Linked DNA regions of Homo sapiens: regions 1 and 3 are each linked to region 2. Evidence: chromatin contacts called from ENCODE Hi-C or POLR2A ChIA-PET data. All regions are on one chromosome and are shown on one strand. Each heading gives the region's core, a stretch centred on a gene start or an enhancer-like site at or near the end of the contact. The rest is flanking DNA. Distances are from core to core; before and after follow the strand shown.

The links. Hi-C counts contacts between places; a loop is a spot of excess contacts on that map. ChIA-PET counts read pairs that join two places held with the same protein, here RNA polymerase II (POLR2A). Pooled maps may share reads with other maps.
Region 1: a loop to region 2 is called in a pooled map, with 4 times the contacts of the local background. The contact joins the promoter of CCDC57 here to the promoter of MRPL12 in region 2. A Hi-C loop is called at or near these places in 4 of 50 pooled maps. POLR2A ChIA-PET finds 5 or more read pairs at or near these places in 2 of 52 experiments (AG04450 and HepG2).
Region 3: a pooled map shows a loop between it and region 2 (5-fold over the local background). The contact joins the promoter of RFNG here to the promoter of MRPL12 in region 2. A Hi-C loop is called at or near these places in 2 of 50 pooled maps. POLR2A ChIA-PET finds 5 or more read pairs at or near these places in 3 of 52 experiments (AG04450, Caco-2 and activated naive CD8-positive, alpha-beta T cell).

Annotation. Positions count from the first base shown.
Region 1 is chr17:82,211,456-82,214,155 of GRCh38, forward strand. CCDC57 (coiled-coil domain containing 57) reads right to left here and starts at 1,387. Exons shown (of 19, transcript NM_001394669.1): 1 at 1,330-1,387. RefSeq lists a silencer at 928-1,847 and an enhancer at 1,798-2,700.
Region 2 is chr17:81,701,917-81,704,616 of GRCh38, forward strand. MRPL12 (mitochondrial ribosomal protein L12) reads left to right here and starts at 1,451. Exons shown (of 5, transcript NM_002949.4): 1 at 1,451-1,659; 2 at 2,328-2,514. The coding sequence starts at 1,586. It overlaps HGS (hepatocyte growth factor-regulated tyrosine kinase substrate), which reads left to right. Exons shown (of 22, transcript NM_004712.5): 22 at 1-205. RefSeq lists enhancers at 331-934, 879-948, 935-1,538 and a silencer at 1,439-1,818.
Region 3 is chr17:82,050,477-82,053,217 of GRCh38, forward strand. RFNG (RFNG O-fucosylpeptide 3-beta-N-acetylglucosaminyltransferase) reads right to left here and starts at 1,335. Exons shown (of 8, transcript NM_002917.2): 1 at 1,024-1,335; 2 at 818-866; 3 at 186-288; 4 at 1-79. The coding sequence starts at 1,290. It overlaps GPS1 (G protein pathway suppressor 1), which reads left to right and starts at 1,422. Exons shown (of 13, transcript NM_001321092.3): 1 at 1,422-1,488. The coding sequence starts at 1,456. RefSeq lists silencers at 870-1,019, 1,290-1,539, 1,600-1,729 and an enhancer at 980-1,649.

The DNA.
Region 1 (2,700 bases), core at 137-2,636, 510 kb after region 2:
TGGTTCTCTAAGAGGTCAGCATTCTAGGGGCTCTGGGCAAAAGGCACACGGGAAATCTGTGCTCCTTTTGTATCCTTTTTCTAAGTTACAGATAATTTTTTTTTTTTTTGAGACCGAGTTTCGCTCTTGTCTCCCAGACTGGAGTGCAATGGCGCGATCTTGGCTCTCCGCAACCTGCGCCTCTCGGTGTGGTACCCTACTTTGTTTTAACCTGACTGACTCTCTCTTAGCTGAGAGGGCCGGACAGACACCATTTTGGTTTCTTCGCTTGCAGCCCCTTGTCCCCGTCCCTTAAGGACATAACTGGGGCAAGCTGACTCCAAGCACATCCAGGAATGCGCTTACTGATAAAATACTGATAAGAAACTGGAGCAAGCTGTACCAGCAGCTCCTGGGAACGCGCTCGGTTGATGGTACCCAAAGCCCCTGCGTTTATCACTTTGTGATAATTTAAGCCCCTGTACCTGGAACTGTTTATTTTCCTGTAACTGTTTCTGTAACCATTTATCTTTTAACTTTTTGCCTATTCTGCTTCTGTAAAAAAATCGCTTCAGCTAGCCTCCCCTCCTCTATTTAGACCAAGGTATCAAAAGAAATCTAGCCCCTTCTTCGGGGCCGAGGGAATTTGCAGCTCTAGCAGTCTGTCAGTCGCTGGCAATACAGGACTCCTGAGTAGTCTCAGAGTGTGGCGTTCTCTCTATAACTCCCTCAGTTACAACATCGGGTTCAAGCGATTCTCCTGCTTCAGCCTCCGGAGTAGCTGGGATTACAGGCGTGCACCACCACGCCCAATAATTTTTGTATTTTTAGTAGAGAGGGGGTTTCACCATGTTGGCCAGGCTGGTCTCGAACTCCGGGCCTCAAGCAATCTGCCCGCCTCTGCCTCCCAAAGTGCTGGATTACAGGCGCGAACCACCGCCTCCGGCCTTTTTTTTTCCTCTCTTTTTTTTTTTTTTTTTTTAAACTCACAGACACTGTAAGGCTGCCTGGGCGCGGAGCCGTCCTTGCCGGCGGCGGAACCCGGGGAATTCTCCCGGGGCTGCGGGGCCCTGGTCGGCAGCGCCCACCGCCCCAGGTCACCCACGGGAGACCGAGGGAACGCTCCCGCTCCACGCGGCCGCAACCCCCGCCCCGCCCCGCCGCAGCCTCCGCGAGGGGATCCCCGGTCCGGGCCTGGCCGAGCTCTGAGGGTCGACCTCGCGCTCCAGGTCCCCACCAAAGCGCTGCGTCCGACAGGACGGCAGCTGCTGGGGTTTTCTACAGGAAGAGTGGTCGGAGCGGCGCCCCCCACGCCTCCCACGCCTCCCACGCCGCCCGCCCGCACCTCACCCTAACGCCCGCCAGCAGCGCTGGCCAGGTCCCGCCGCGTTGCCACAGCGACCGGGTCAGTCGGCCGCGTCCGGCTGCGCTCGGTGCAGCGCTCGGGTCCCGCCGACAGGAAACGGGGTCCCTGGCGCTAGGTTCCGGCCCCTCCCGCCCCGCCGGGTTCCGCGCTGCGCCCGGGTCCGAGGGGCGCCCCGGCCGACCCGACCACCGCCGCAGATCGAAGGAGGGAGCCCGGCCTCCTCACCGGTCAGCGGGGCGACTCCGGACGGGGCTCCGGGCTATGGGGACGGCGGGTTCCGCCGCGCGAGGCGCCCCCACCTTCGCCGCCCCCGGCCCGGCCGAGGGTCCCCAGGCGCCCGCTTCCTGAGGCCGCCCGGCTCGCGGTCCCGAAGGGTTGACTTGAGCTTTTGCCCTGAGATGAAGGGAGCACGGGGCGGCCGAGGCTGCCCGTGGGGGTCTGTTCGGGCCGGGGGCGCCACGAAGTCCTGCCTAAGGGTCGGCTGCGGCCACCGGGGCACGAGTTCCCGGCGCTGCCCACGGGCTCGGAGACCGGCGGGGCCCAGGGGCCGTGCGCGCGGTCGCTCAGACCCTGATTAGGGAACTGGGGGAAGGAGGGGGGTCGGGACCCACCGAGGCCCGAAGTCGCCCCCACCATCCTGTGGGAACAACATCCTCAGGCACAGCCATTCCCAACCATTCACATCCTCAGAAAAAGGCACGTGTCCGTATCCATCTGCGGATGGATGAACAGAGCCCGGCCCCGGGACAGAGCAGCCTGGCTCACCCGAACCCTCAGCCCGCAATTCTGCGTGGGAGTGGAGGGGGTGTTTGGTGTCTGGGAATTCCCCTGGTGGGGCAATAAGCCAGGGGTCTGGTGTCATCCTCCACCCACATTGTTAACACTGGATCACTCCTCTCCGTGCCGTGCCTGCAGCCCAGGCACCCTGCAGCCTGTCCTCCCCGAACCATGCGTCCTGGTAGAGCTGTCTCCCTCGCCCACAGTCCTCAGTCCCGCCTCACACACCAAACCCTCTTCTGCCTCAGGTCCTTTGCGCCAGTTGCCTCTGCCTAGACTTGGTTCCCTGGATGCCCCCTCCCCACCCCATGTGTATGTCCGGCTCCCTGGACCCACCCCCCACACTGTGTGTCTAGCCCCCTGGACCCACCCCCCACTCTGTGTCTAGTCCCCTGGACTCCCCTCCCCACCCCCTGTGTCTAGCTCCCTGGACCCCCAACCTGGCCCATGTGTCCAACTCCCAGGACCCCCCCACCCTGTGTCCAGCTCCCTGGTTTCCCCCACCACCCCATGTGTTTGGCTCCCTGTCCTGCTGCCTTCTCAGTGCTTGTGCACCCCCAGCCTCATCAGACTTGTCA
Region 2 (2,700 bases), core at 201-2,700:
CACCCCCCAAGCAGCCTGTGCCCTCTGGCCGCACTGTGAGCTGGCTGTGGTGTCTGGGTGTGGCCTGGGGCTCCCTCTGCAGGGGCCTCTCTCGGCAGCCACAGCCAAGGGTGGAGGCTTCAGGTCTCCAGCTTCTCTGCTTCTCAGCTGCCATCTCCAGTGCCCCAGAATGGTACAGCGATAATAAAATGTATTTCAGAAAGCATCAGCGTTTTTTCTTTAATTAATTTTTTTGAGATGGAGTCTCACTCTGTCACCCAGGCTGGAGTGGTGATCTCCGCTCACTGCAAGCTCCGCCTCCTGGGTTCAAGCGATTCTCGGGCCTCAGCCTCCCGAGTAGCTGGACTACAGGTGCACCCCATTACCATGCCTGGCTAGTTTTTGTATTTTTAGTAGCGACGGTGTTTCACCATGTTGGCCAGGCTGGTCGTGAACGCCTAACCTCAGGTGATCCACCTGCCTCGGGCTCCTAAAGTGCTGGGATTACAGGCATGAGCCACCGCGCCCGACCTGCATCAACGTTTGCTCAGGGGGCAGGTGGTCAGGCTGATGGCCCAGCTGCAGGCAGGGTCATTTCCAGCCTGCCCCTCCCTGAGGCTGCGTGCCAGGGTTCATGTGTGCCCTCCGCGGCTCTGCACTGACCCCGCCGGTAGCTGGGGAGGAGTTTGGGCTTGGCGCCTCCTTCGTGTAGTGGCTGAAGCTTCCCGGGTGCTCCTCATTCCTGGGAAGGGAGTCGGGTGATGGGAACGGTGGGAGCTCAGCGCTCCGAGTCTGCGGCCGGGGGCCAGCGGGGCTGAAACGCGCCTCCTGAGTGTTGAAAGCGGCAGGCGCCGGCCTTTGCACCCAGAGGCCAGGGCGTCTCACTCACCTTCACATCCAGGCCTCTTAGGGGAGCGCGGCTTTGGCTTTTCCAGGAAGGAATGGACTCCAACGGACAGGGAAAGAAGAAGTGTGGAGAGACGGGCAGGATAAGCAGGCACTGGGCCCAAGCCGCCCTTGGAGGCTCTGCCTGTTCTGATCTGAAGGCGGAGGCTCAGCCGTGCTCTCCCAGGAAGCCACCTGGGCGTTTGGGGCTTTAGCTAGGAAAGAGGATGTCGCCTGCGGCTGCGAAGGCGCCAAAGCCCAGACCTCGCGCCTCCGCCCGCGACGGCGGCACTGGGGGCCCGGAGCGGGCGGGAGACGTGGATTACTGCGGGCTTCGGGGCCCTAGCCTCGACCGCGACGTTCGCTCGCATCGCGTACGGACAGAAACCCGTGAGCGCTGAAGAAAGAACACCTGAATCCGGAGCCCCAGCCCCCGTCGCTCGTTTGCGCGACCCCAAAACCTGGCGGGACGAGGGTCGCCCGATGTCTAGCTGCCGCCACAGACGACGCTTTTGCGTCTGCGCAGCGCGCCGCCTTGTGGGTAATCTCAGGGTGAGACGAGGCTAGCGCGAGGTACGGCTAGAGCGTCATTTCCGGCTCGAATGCCCGGCAGCCGTGGCGGCTAGAGCGTTCCTCCCCAGCTCGAATGCCCGGCGGCCGAGGCGGCTAGAGCGTCGCCTCCTCCCGGGGAACCGCGTGTGACCTTCCAGCCCGCGGACCGATGCTGCCGGCGGCCGCTCGCCCCCTGTGGGGGCCTTGCCTTGGGCTTCGGGCCGCTGCGTTCCGCCTTGCCAGGTACGCGGGATCCTGGGGCGGTCCGGGCCGGCAGGCGGGTTAGGGGGCAGCCGGGCACTGAGGGGTCGATCCGGGCGAGGAGGGCGGCGGGGCCGGCCTCCCTGCAGCGGCCAGGCCGGGCTTGGGGGTCCCATCGGGGGCGCGGGGAGGAGGCCTCCCGGTGCGCACGCCCCTTCCCTCCTGGGCCGTGGAAAGCGCCGGGGTCGGCCCCAGATGACCTTGGACGATTCCCTGCTCCTCCCTTGGCCTCAGCCTTTTCCGCAGCAAAGGCCCATCCGTGGGTGCGGCGTTTTGCGGCCAGGGGCCCCCATGTTTTGGGAGGCTTTGCGCAGGAAGATGCACCTAAGTAATAGTTTCGCCACCGCTGGGTTGATGTAGTTCATTCAAACCAGAAACTTGAGGTTTGAGTGGTATGGCTGCAAATAAACACGTGGCTTTCTAAGGCTCTTTGAAGAATTTAAAGTAACTTGCAAATCTTATCAATACGGACCCCTTGAGGTCTGAGAACCCTGGACTGGGACCAAGGAGCTAGGTAATTTCCGGCCCTAGTGATTACCAGCCTGAGCTTATGGCACCCACCAGTCCCCCAGTTGTCCTGCCCCTCTGGTTTCTGCAGCCCCTTCCATTCCAGGACTGACAAGTCTGTTTTAATTGGGGGTGGGGGCTAGGCGACAGGTGCCATGTGTCTGTGCCGTGCGACATATGAGGAGCAGCGGCCATCAGAGGTGTGAGGCCCTCGCTGGTGCACCCCTGGATAACGCCCCCAAGGAGTACCCCCCCAAGATACAGCAGCTGGTCCAGGACATCGCCAGCCTCACTCTCTTGGAAATCTCAGACCTCAACGAGCTCCTGAAGGTATCGTGAGAGGGTGGCACAGACCCAGGGGCTGGAAGTTTCAGGGCCCCTGTGTTTTGTTCCTGGTGTATTTTGGGAGTTTGGTAAATTGTCAAAAGTGTGTTTGTCCAGGTGCAAGGTCCATGCCAGGCTAGTTGCCCCTCCTCAGTAGGTTCCGGCTGGTGTGAGGGCCAGCTGTGGACACTG
Region 3 (2,741 bases), core at 85-2,584, 350 kb after region 2:
GCTGGGTGAGAAGCTGGAGAGCAGGTGCAGGAGGCTCCTGGCGTTCACATAATTGTCATCATCCACGTGGCAAAACCACCTGTGGGCGAGGGGAGTCCTGGGCACGAGGGCCTGGCATGGCTGGACAGGAGGCCCCCACCCAGCTTGGCTCTGAGCTCTCTGCGGGTCGGGTCAGCGCCGCGTACTTGCGCCCGGACTCAATGAACTTGTCATACTCCACGGACATCTTGCAGCAGAGGGCCTGACGAGTGCGCACCGCCGAGCAGTTGGTGTTGATGACACGGTCGCCTGCGAATCAGAGACGGGAAGCACGCACGTAGAGGATGGCACTGGGGTTGGGGTAAGGCCTGTGCCCCACCTGCCCCCAAGGGCCAGGGCACAACGTGGCTGTCTGACATGCCTGGACACCTTGCCTGGGTCCAACCACAGCCCTAGCCCTCACGCGCTGACCCTGCTGGTGCCACCGAGGCTGAAGCAGGCGGCCATCGGTTGGGATCTCTTGAGTGGAAACAGGACGGAGGCAGCTCGCCCTGACCTGGCCTGGAAGGGCGGATTCCCTGCTGGCGCTTCTTCAGGGGACGTGGCACTAGCCCCACGCCCCGGGAAGCGGCTAGTGTGAGAGGCTGGTGGGGAGCAGAGCTTGGCTGGCAGGGTGGGCCCTCCGCAGGCCGCGTGACCTGGGCAGCGTCGGGGCCTCCCCGGGCCTCGGGAGCCTGGGCAGAGAAAGGCACCCACAGCAGCGAAGGGGCCGTGGCTTCGGAGCGAGAAAGGCTCGGGGGGCAGATCCCGCGGGCGCCGGGGAGTGGGGGACACTCACCGCCCTGGAGCTCGAGCTCAGGGTCGTCCCCGTCGGTGAAGATAAACGTCTGGGGGAGAAACAATCTATGAGGCTTCTGGGGCGCTGCCCAGGCCGGAGACCGACCCGCCCCGCGCGGAGCCTCCGGGGGCCTGGGCCGGGCCTAGACCCTGGGAGGCGGGGCGGGTGGGCGTGGGGCTCGCCGTCGGGGTCGGGGTCCGGCGCACCTGCTGGCGGGCCCGGGAGATCCAGGTGCGCAGCAGCAGCCGCAGGCGCGGCCCGTGGTTCTTCCGGGTGGTCTTGACGGCGATGAAGACGTCGTCAGGCCGCAGGCTGGGGGCAGCGGGCCGGGACGGGGGCGCGCGCGGGGCCGGGGCGGGGGTCCGGGCCGGGGCGGGCGCGCGGGGCAGCGGCAGCGGCAGTAACAGCAGCGCGGCCAGGGCCGCGGCCAGCGCGAGGCAGGCCCGGCACAGCGCCCCACGCGCGCGGCTCATGCGGCCGCCGGGACCCCCGGCGCTGCGAGCGGAGAACCTGGCCGGAGCCGTGGGTGGGCGGCGGCCCCTTTAAGAACGCAGCGGCCCCGCCCCGCCCCGCGCCCCGGAAGCGACGGCTTCGCTGCCCCGGAAGTGGACGGCACGCCGCGGCGGGGTGGGTGCAAGATGCCGCTGCCGGTTCAGGTGTTTAACTTGCAGGTAACGAGCCGAGGCCGCCCCGGGCCTCCGCGCCCCCGCGCCCCCCGCCACTGGGGCCGGGCTGAGGTCGAGCAGGGGCGCGGGGCCTGCGCCAGGAGTCGGTCGGGCACGCTCCGTGCCGGGCCTCCGCGGGCAGCGCGCGTCGGGGGCTGCAGGGCCGAGGGCGCGTCTCCGCCGTGGCTGCGCGCTGCGATCGGGGGCCGCCGGGCCGCGCCCGCCCCGCCTCCCCTCCCAGCAGCTCACGGGAGAGGTTCCCGGCCGCCCCGACGCTAACGCTCTTTCTCCCTTCAGCAGCCAGCCAGCTCTGTGTCAGGGTCGGGGGGTGCAGAAAGTCAGGACAGAATGAGGGATAGCTCGGCCCCCAGCTCGGCCTCCTCGTCAGTGACAGATCTGTACTGCACCCCTCACAGCAGTAGGTCAGACCTCGTCCTGCCCGGCACGGCCGGGGACTTCAGCCTGAGCGCCAGCCTGTCGGCCTGTACGCTGCTCTACGAGGTACCTTCCAGGACAGGGACCCCCGAGCGAGGGAGGGGGGAGCAGGGCCCCGGCCGCCCCTGCTGTGGCTGGGCCCCTGCTGCTCTGCTGGCCGAGGACAGGGACTCAGTGCCAAGCGCAGGAGGGGAGGGAGCCCCGGTGGGCCCGGGGCCTGCGGAGGGAGCCGAGCTCTTGGTGCTTTTCCCGAAGGAGCGCGGGAGGCCCACGGGTCCGGCGAGTGCCCGGCATGGCGGCTTTTCCAGCCTGCTTTGTGTTAAGCCGAGGTCCTGGCTTCTCTGTGTCTCCCAGCTGGGGGCCATGAGGCTCCCTGAGATGACTCTTTTCCCCTTCTCCCAACTCCGTGGCGTGACTCTCAGCCCAGTATTGCTGCTCCGCTGCTCAGGACAGATTCCGGGGGCTGGTCCTCCTGCCTCCTGGGGTTGAGGTGGCGTCCCGTTCTTCTCCGTGGCTTGGAGGAAACTACATCAGGATGGTGGCTGGGAACGTGTAGGGGCCCTCAGAGGCCCCTGTGTAGTTGGTTGTCCCCTGTCTGCTTTCTGGCTTTCAGAGATGAGCGGCTAGAATCAGGCGAGGGGTTTCTGCTTCTGAGCCTTAGAGTCTTGTGAGGAGACCCCTCCCTGATGTGGTGGCACAGGAGCCTGGGTGGGGGCGGGGGTGACTGGGAGGGCACACCTGGGGGACAGCAGCGGCGGGAGTGTGGTCCGACTGGCCTGGAAGATCTTGGGCAGAGCTGACCTCAGAGAACAGTGCGGGTCTCT